Regions from separate parts of the Homo sapiens genome. Here region 2 is linked to region 1. The links are chromatin contacts, found by Hi-C in ENCODE. All regions are on one chromosome and are shown on one strand. Each heading gives the region's core, a stretch centred on a gene start or an enhancer-like site at or near the end of the contact. The rest is flanking DNA. Distances are from core to core; before and after follow the strand shown.

The links. Hi-C counts contacts between places; a loop is a spot of excess contacts on that map. Pooled maps may share reads with other maps.
Region 2: a pooled map of right lobe of liver shows a loop between it and region 1 (1.8-fold over the local background). The contact joins two enhancer-like sites. A Hi-C loop is called at or near these places in 1 of 50 pooled maps.

Annotation. Positions count from the first base shown.
Region 1 is chr11:11,460,183-11,464,461 of GRCh38, forward strand. All of the region lies in intron 1 of GALNT18 (polypeptide N-acetylgalactosaminyltransferase 18), which reads right to left. Among named protein-coding and RNA genes, the nearest start is that of GALNT18-AS1, 110 kb to the right of the region's middle. Within about 2 kb of position 1,394, at least 5 of the 41 ENCODE cell types and tissues checked have a DNase peak (open chromatin) inside an H3K27ac peak, as active enhancers do.
Region 2 is chr11:11,576,842-11,581,063 of GRCh38, forward strand. The region is part of intron 1 of GALNT18 (polypeptide N-acetylgalactosaminyltransferase 18); the gene reads right to left. Among named protein-coding and RNA genes, the nearest start is that of GALNT18-AS1, 9.0 kb to the left of the region's middle. Within about 2 kb of position 2,365, at least 9 of the 41 ENCODE cell types and tissues checked have a DNase peak (open chromatin) inside an H3K27ac peak, as active enhancers do.

The DNA.
Region 1 (4,279 bases), core at 144-2,643:
CCCTTTTGCCATGTAAGGTAACATATTCACAGGTTCCAGGGATTAGGATGTGTACATCTTTGAGGGGCCATTACTCTGCTACCATAGCAAGAGTCCAATCATTGTGTGGCTTTTCCCATCTATTAAAAAGAGATTCTAATACTTCACTCACAGGGTTATAGTGAGGCAAAATACCAATAGCTGACATTTGCAAAGAGCCTACCATGTCCAACACTACTCTGAGCAAAATGGCTCTGTCCACCCCAACACTCACTGAGTGTGAACACACCCCGTACAATCTGGGCAGGGCTGTCATCCAAGTTCTCCAAAGGTGCAGCGCACCTGAGGGCTGCAGGTGGCCATGAGCTGTGAAGGAGCCTTATCTCTGCCCACTCCTCCCTGACCTTGAAGCCCTTTTGGCCTTTCCTCCCTCGTACACTCACTAACAAGGTAGAAAGGAGAGCCCTAGCTGGTGCAAAGCAGGGACTGAGGCAGTCGCCCTCCTGCCTCCCTGTTTCTTCCTGACCCACACAGACGGAATCATTATAGTGTCCAACTGGCTTCCTGCTACTGTTCTTTGGACTTCGGTGTTGGTATTTGGCTACTCTTAAGTGTGGCTTTCAAAACTCCCTAAAGCTGCAGTTCTATTGTTAGTTTGTTGTTGCTTTTATTTGGGGAGGGGGGATTCAGAACCCTCTGAGAAAAAATGTTAAAATTGTTTTTCTTTATAAACTACCCAGTCTCAAGTATTCTTTTATAGCAATGCAAAACAGATTAAGACAGCCAGGGATACAGGAATTTGGCCCTGCACTCTGGGAGGTACTGGCAAGAGTTAGGGAAGGCAACTCCAGCTAGGTGGGCTAGGACTCAGGAAGGGTGGTGGGTCCCAGCAAAAGACCAGAGTCAGTTCAGTCCGGGCTGACATGGCAGACAAAGGACAGGAAGACATCTGACTCTGCAAGCTTAGTCCAGATACTACAGGATGATCTCTCTCCGTCAGAAAAATCCCACTCCACTCCTGACGGGCTGGCACTGCTGGGTCTTTCCTCCCCTGCAAGGGGGACTTCTGGGCCTGGGTGTGTCTGAGTGTGCGGCTAGGATGGCTGGTGCAGGTAGGAGCAGCAGGGCTCAGCATGTGCACACACACTCACAGAAGTGGAAATAGCCTTGATTAGAAATTATGCAGAATGAAAGCTGCTATTAAAGGGTCAAGTTTTTACACTCCATGCCAACTATATAAAGTACATGTGAAAAAACTCATTTTAGAGAGTGACAAATGTCTGTATCTTAGGAATCAGAATTTATATGTGCCATTACTTGCTACTTTAAAGCAACCTTTAAAGCTAGAATTCTGCCTAGGAGAGATATAATAAACTCTGAAGCACATACCGTTATCCCCCCCGCTCCCGCCCGCCACCGAGCTGACAGCCCGGAGCTGACACCCGGACTTCTAAATATACACTACACTGTTCACACATAAAACAGTGTTCCCAGTGTTTCCACACATCAATCTATTGGAATGAACAAGCCGGACCAACCCTGCTAATGTTAAAGAGGCATGCTTCCCTGACACAGACACACGGATGGGAACAGCTGGGCTAGACAGGGAGAAAGCAGTGTGGCCCTTGCCAGTAGGACAGCCTGCAGCCCAGAACAATGCCAGACGCCATGACTCCTTTCAAGGCTCTGCTACAAGAGTCCTTGCTTTGGGAAACCTGCAGCCTGAATGAAGCTGCAAAAATCATATGTACCTTTCATCTGTAATATTACTCTATCATGTGCTCCCCTGTCTCAAACAGCCTCTCCCAGGAAGCCTGCCTGTTTCCAGTTTCTTTCTTCTGGTCTTAAAGGGAAGCGGGGTGCTGTAGGAACAGCAGCAAGCATCAGACTTCACCCAGAGGGCAGTCAGATTACAGATCGTGGGGTCCCACCCCAGAGTTTCTCATTCAGCAGTCTGAGGGGAGGCCTGAGATCGTGCATTTCTAGCAAGTTATGAGAGGATGCTAAGGCTGCCGGTCCACGGTCCCCACTCTGAGAATCTCAGCTGTAGAGGAGGAACTTCCTAGTCTTGGCTCTCAGTACATTCAGTGTGTGGCTGTGGCAAAGTCTTTTCTTTTTTTTTTTTTTTCCTTTGCGATGGAGTCTTGCTCTGTCGCCCAGGCTGGAGTGCAGTGGCATGATCTCAGCTCACTGCAACCTCCACTTCCTGGGTCCAAGGGATCCTCCCACCTCAGCCTCCCTTGTAGCTGCGGTTACAGGCTCCTGCCACCACACCCGGCTAATTTTTTATTTATTTATTTTTTATTTTTTTAGTAGTGGTGGGGTTTCACCATGTTGGCCAGGCTGGTCTCGAACTCTTAACCTCAAGTGATCCACCCGCCTCAGCCTCCCAAAGTGCTGGGATTTCAGGCATAAGCCACCGCACCCGGCCCTTCCTTTTCTTTAGGCTGCCCTTTTCTCATCAGTAAACACAAGGTGATCTCTAAGATCCCTTCATGCCCTAAAATGTCACAATTCTAAGGTGCTCAGATCACTGATTGTGGCTTACACAGGGCCTGGTGGCTTTCACTCAGAAGCAGAATGTTCAATGGAACCACCTGAAGTCACACAGCCAGGCAGCAGCTGATTCTAGGACCGGGAAGTAAAAAAGGGTCTTAATGCCCTCATTCCTGCTCAGTGCTCCCTCCACCACCCGGGAGGGGTCCTGCAAAATGGCTCTGGGGAAAGGCAATCTGCTCAAAGAACAAGTATTTGGGGTGTCAGCCAAACCCCAGAGCCTGAGCCCTGGGCACACCAGCAAACCTCCTCTCTCAGAGACCCCTTAACTGTGTTGGTGCCTGGGTCTAGATGTATAGCATGCACCTGCCCCTACAGGACAGGCAGGTGGGAGGGTAAGCAGTGCTCTGCAGTGTGGAGAGAGAGGATATCAATCACAAGACCCTGGAACTATTAGTACAGTCTCCCACAAGAGAACAGGGTTCCTGCTTCCCTCAGTTATCACTGGCTGTATCCTCACACATGGACATACACACTCAGACAGACAGACAGACACACACACACACACAGAGAGAGAGAGAGAGAGTTCCAGAAGCCCGCAGCAGCCTACAAAAGCTCATCCTGAAAACAGATTCTTCTAGTCCCAAGTGGTTGCTCACTGCTTATAGCAAGAGCATTAAAAATGTGTCATTTCAAAGATGAGAAAAGAACACTTACAAAAACAAACTTGTGAGAAGAAATATTATTCAGTTAACTAGCCCACATCTGATTCTTTAAATGTAGTGTACAGTGCAGAAGGATAAATACGAGCCAGGGCCCCAGCGAGGTTGAGGTCTGCTTACACGTCCCCTGGGAGCCCTAGCTGTTGTGGCCCCAGGGCTGAGCGTGCCATCACTCCCAGCAGCTGTCGGCTCACTGGACGTCTTTTCATTACTGTCCTAAGTCGTAAATCTCTCACCCCCAGCAGTCACAGCTGTATTTCATCAGGGAGAAGTGGATTTGTCCTTCGAAAAAACTGAACAAACAGGCCCTCCCAACCCCAGGCCCTGGCAGGATAGGGAAAGGCTTTGAATCCACGTCAAAGAAGCCATCAAAGGAAATAGGCCATTTTCAAACAAAATCCATTTCTTGAGCATGACGGTAAAAATATTTATCACATGAAAGATGTGAAACCTTTATGCTGTCTCGACGCTCTGTATTATGAATGCAGTATGTGTCCGGCGGAATGTGTGCAAAAACCGTCATGCTCATGATTTTGAAAGGGGGAAAAATTAGTCCTTTCCATCTGGCAAATTCTTAATTTACCAACCCAGTCTTGCTCTGTGAGCACCTGAAGCAGAGGAAGGAGGCAGTCCCGGCCTGCAGCCAGACAAAATAAGCAAAGGTTTTGGACAAAGAAACTGCACGTCCAAGATGTAGTGAATGGGGTCCCAAGCTTATCTATCTCTGTCAGCCATGGGCTTTGAAAAGCATCCATACTGATAGCTCCTGTACAAGGTCAGGCAAGGCTTCTTCAGTGGGTCCCAGGATTTTCCACAAAGTCTAAACTTTCTTCCATAATCATGAGTTTTTGCTCCACAAATGGATTTTTAAAGTGAACAAAAAAGCCTATGCCCAGAAAGATCTTGAGAGGCCAAGCCAGCCTTCCCGGGAGACTCGAGGTCTCCTAGGCTCAGATCTAAGGAGGACTCTGCTCAGAGGCCCTGCAGCCCTGAAGTTCCTCCTCCACACCATGCCTCAAAGTTGGTGGGCACCCAGAGATGGCACCCTGATGCACAGCCTGTCTTGGTCCCATGAACATCTC
Region 2 (4,222 bases), core at 1,115-3,614, 120 kb after region 1:
TCTCCTTTGGCCATGGCCTGAGGGCCAGTTTCATGGTGTGAACGCACACCTTTAGTGCCACAGAGACAGAGCAGATGGGGTGGCTGGCTGAAGGCAGGCCTTCACGACTGTTCAGGACAAGATGGAGGCCAAAACTCAGACTTCAGCAGTTGTTTAACTCTTTTTCCTGCCTTTGAGACTGTCAGACTGTCACCTCGATGCAGGCTCACGTATCTGCAGCGCTGGCTGGCTGTGTGCCCTGAGCTCAGTTTCCTCATCTGTGAAAGGGGGATGATGATACTTACCTCACACATCTGCAGTGCGGATGAAATGAAATAACGTATGTGCTGCATTCAGCAAGTACCTGGCCCATTCCAGGGGCTCAGTAATGGTAGCCATTATTCTGATTATTGTCATCATCTTTCAACTTCACACCCACCAGACCCTGGTGGACTCAGCAGATGAGCGGAGACGACCACTGTGGGAGCCACTGAATTGCCCCAGGCCCCAGAATGGAACCTGGCACCAGCTGGAGCAGCCCTGCTGTCCAGCCCTGCTCCTGGGCAGGTCAGCTCTGAACCTTCTCCGTCCACTCTCTGAAAACTGCCTAGTATATCAGCAGCTGAGTCACCACTGTGTGCCAGAAAGGAAGCCACTCACACACTGCATAGTGCAAAAACCCCACCCCTCCAATTTCCGTTTTGTTAGAGAGAATGTCACTGGTGAGGGCCTGCATCCATTCTCTCACCCCTAAACAAGGGGGCCTAAGTAAAGCCCAGAGAAGCTGGGCTGGAGCTTTTGAAGAAGCACAGAATCCTAGGCTCAACACCCCAAATCGATTCAGAAGGGCTGGAGGATTCGGGACCATGCCCTAGGAAAGAGGGAAGCTCTCATCTTCTTGTCAAGAGGAGGCAGACAAGCTCCCGGCTGGCACTTTGAGGGAGAGAGCATCTTCATTAGGAAGATCATTGGTTTGGGAAGTGATTAAATAGAATTAAGAAGACAGGGCGTGGGTGGTTATTGGTGTGGCCAAGGCTTCCAGGAAGAAGAAACTGTTTCATATAATGAGAGGGAGGAATACAGATTGGCAGGGGCATTTGGCAGGAAAAGGGCAAGAAGCAATTTGATAGGAGAAGGAGAAAGCCAGCCTCAGCTCCAAAATGTGACTGTCCCCAGGACCCTTCCCTAAAATGAAAGTGCTCTGAATGTCTCATCCAGAACTGCGAGAGGGAATGGTTTTCTTGCCAGCATTGACCTGGGGCAAAACATGGCCCACAGGCACACGAGCCTCAGCCAGACACAGAGGAGACTGTGACACATGTCCCAGAAGGTGCTGAACTCCCACGAAGGCTGACAATGTCCCATGGCATAAGGGCAGGGAGGAGGTGAGTCAGGAGAACCCCAGCAGCCATCAGGTTTGTACAAGGATCTGGGGCTGACGCTCCTGCAGGTCACTGGCTAGCAAAAGACAGCCAGTCATGAGAAGGAGCCGAAAAACATAAAAAGAACCAAAAAAAAAAAAAAAAAACTCAATAAGCCAAATAATCCCCACACTTTCTCCTTTTAACTGGTCCCCAAAACACCCTTTTCAAGTAAGAGAACACTGGCCCAATGTTCAGCTTTCCTGCAGGTAAAAAGAATTTTAATTAAAAAGTAAATTGCAGTTTGAGTGCACCTGGTAATGTGTGCAATGGCCTTAAGCCAATTAAGAAGAGGTTTCCCTTTTATCCTTTCCTTCACCAGGTTGAATGTATTGCTTGGCTTTTACAGAAAGAAGAAAGAGAAAAAGCAAAAAGCGACAAGGCATCTTCATAAGAGACCCCACCTCCCGGGTCAGGAGATGAGGCGGGATGTCAAGGTTGTGCGTCGCAGCAGCCGGGCCTCCTGTGCGCAGGACAAATGGGCAACGTGATCCCCTTGCAGGCTGCTGCCTTCCTTCGGGACTCCTGCTGCATTAGCAAAATCAATGAAGGGGAGAAGAAAGGGAGGTGCAATCCCAGCCAACCTTTCCCTAACAGCTCTTTCCTAAAAACCACCTTCTGATGCCTTGTGCCTTGTTAGAAATGGAAAGGGCTATGTCAGCAGCGAAGAACTTGAGGCTTGGACCAGCTGGCTCCCTGGAAACCCAAAAGGGATGGGGTGGCCTCTCTTGCCCCCTGGCTTCAGGAAGGAAGGAAGGAAAGAAGGAAGGGCAGCATCACAGGGCAGCCAGGGAAAAAACAAAGACAGCCAAGAGGGCGGCTCGGGTTTCCCAGCCAGCAGCACCCCAGCAGACACATAGGTTTGGCTGGGAACTGGCTGTGGGCAGACACAATCCCACTGGAGAAAAATGTGAATCTGGACATTTGTTTAGCTGAGTGGCGGTGATGGCAAAGGAAGGCTCCAGTCCTGCAGCCGTGGCATGGCGCCAGCTCTCAGGAACTTACTGAGCCACCCTGGTCTGCTGGATCTAGGGAGCCCTGAGTCGAGCCCCACCTGTCACCATACTCTAGGTTTGACCAGGACTAGAAGATGACAGACAGCAGGCTACTCGGCTGGGCTATATGGCTTGCTCACTGGCTTGCTCACTTCAGGTAGTGATTTTCAAATTCCGTCATTTAATGTGTGTCCAAATAAACTCCTATGCAAACCTCAATATATAATACAGATGGAATGGAGCTGCTCGGATTAGGTGGGGGTTGAGGTGGGAGTTTCTATCCCTGTCCTACCCATCAGGCCTCTAGCCTCTGGAACCCCGCCAGGGTACCCCATGGGCATCGCAGGCCATCATCAGAAACCGTGAAGATTAGACCTGGGCTTTGGGACTGACACCTGGAGCTCCTTGTGAGGAGGGGCAGTGAAAGAGCAGGTACGATTAAGATTAATTGATAACCTGTCTCTTTCTGAATAAATGATTAAGCCCATTCCTGTGTGCTCTAAGGCCATGCCAACAGACAATTGTATAAATCAATGTGCTAAGCCCTGGAATGCTCAAGAGCTAATTTCCACATTTTCACTCTGTTTCAGTGAGGAGAGAGCCCTGGGAGCAGGGGTTGTGAAGAATGTGGCTTGAACATTCTGTAGTCAACCTCTGAGTTGTGACTCAGTGAGTTCTCCTATAAAATGCCTTCAGAAAACCTGAAAACTCAACAAAAGATGTGCCCCAACCCCTCAGTGTGGTGGCTTCCTAGAGGATGAGAGGAAGGCCAGGTGGAGGGAGTCTGGACGGTGGAAAGTTCTGTATTATTCAACTTCAGACAAAAAAGCAAAATGGAAATTGAGTTAAAGAGACAGACAGATATCTCTGTGAAACAGACTCTCTTTCACAATCATTTTGACCCTGGGGTTGCCACTAACTCACCATTGTGACCTTTGGCCTGTCACATTCCATGTTTGGGTCCAGGTTTCCCAGTTTGTTCCCAAGATGCAAACCCCTTGGTGAAATACCTCGGCAGACTCAGGGCAAACCTCATGTGTTCTCAATCCGACAGCAAGGAAGGTGCCATCTTATTCCTTCTCCCTCCCGCCACCCCCAAAGACTAGCCCTGGGTCCTCCTCATCAAATTTGCTTTCCTAAGACCGTCCCTGAGATGTAGCCATGAACATCCCAGGCTTCTCATGTTTCCCGGCTTTTGCCCAGACTGTTCCTCCACTTAAAATCCCTCCCTTCCGCATCCTGCTACTGAACTCTTCTTCCTCATTTTTCCAGTGCAAATGTCTACAGTTCTGTGGCCAGGTAGCTCAGCCACTGGAGTTGTAGATTAATGAGACCTCCGCACAGAAATACTATTCAAAATACTTAACAACTGGAACAGATGGGCACTGCCCATGCAGAACACCCAACCAATCTGAACAGATGTTGGTCAAGACAGCCCATATGGCCATGCCAGCATGTTCCAGTGACCATTGGCCCTGCCCACACCAAGGGTCATCACACCATAGCAGGGCTGCCTCCATCCCTAACTCACTCCTGGGCTCAGCAGGGATTAGGGCAGAGGATGGACAGCTCTTTACCAGCTGTGAAGCATCTCCAAGGGCAGTTCTGTAGCCACAGGATCCAGGGTTATTTCTAACCTACCCTGGACTAGGCAGTGGCATTGTGACTTTTGTAATCTCCACCGTCCTCCGGCACAAGGCACTTTAGTGAAAGGTTGCCAAAGACTGTGTCATCCTCCACGGTGCCACCCTGAAGCCTGCTTCACAGCTCCCTGCGGCCGTTGGAAAGAGGGAGACAGTGTGTGTTGATAAGGACAATTTATGTGCT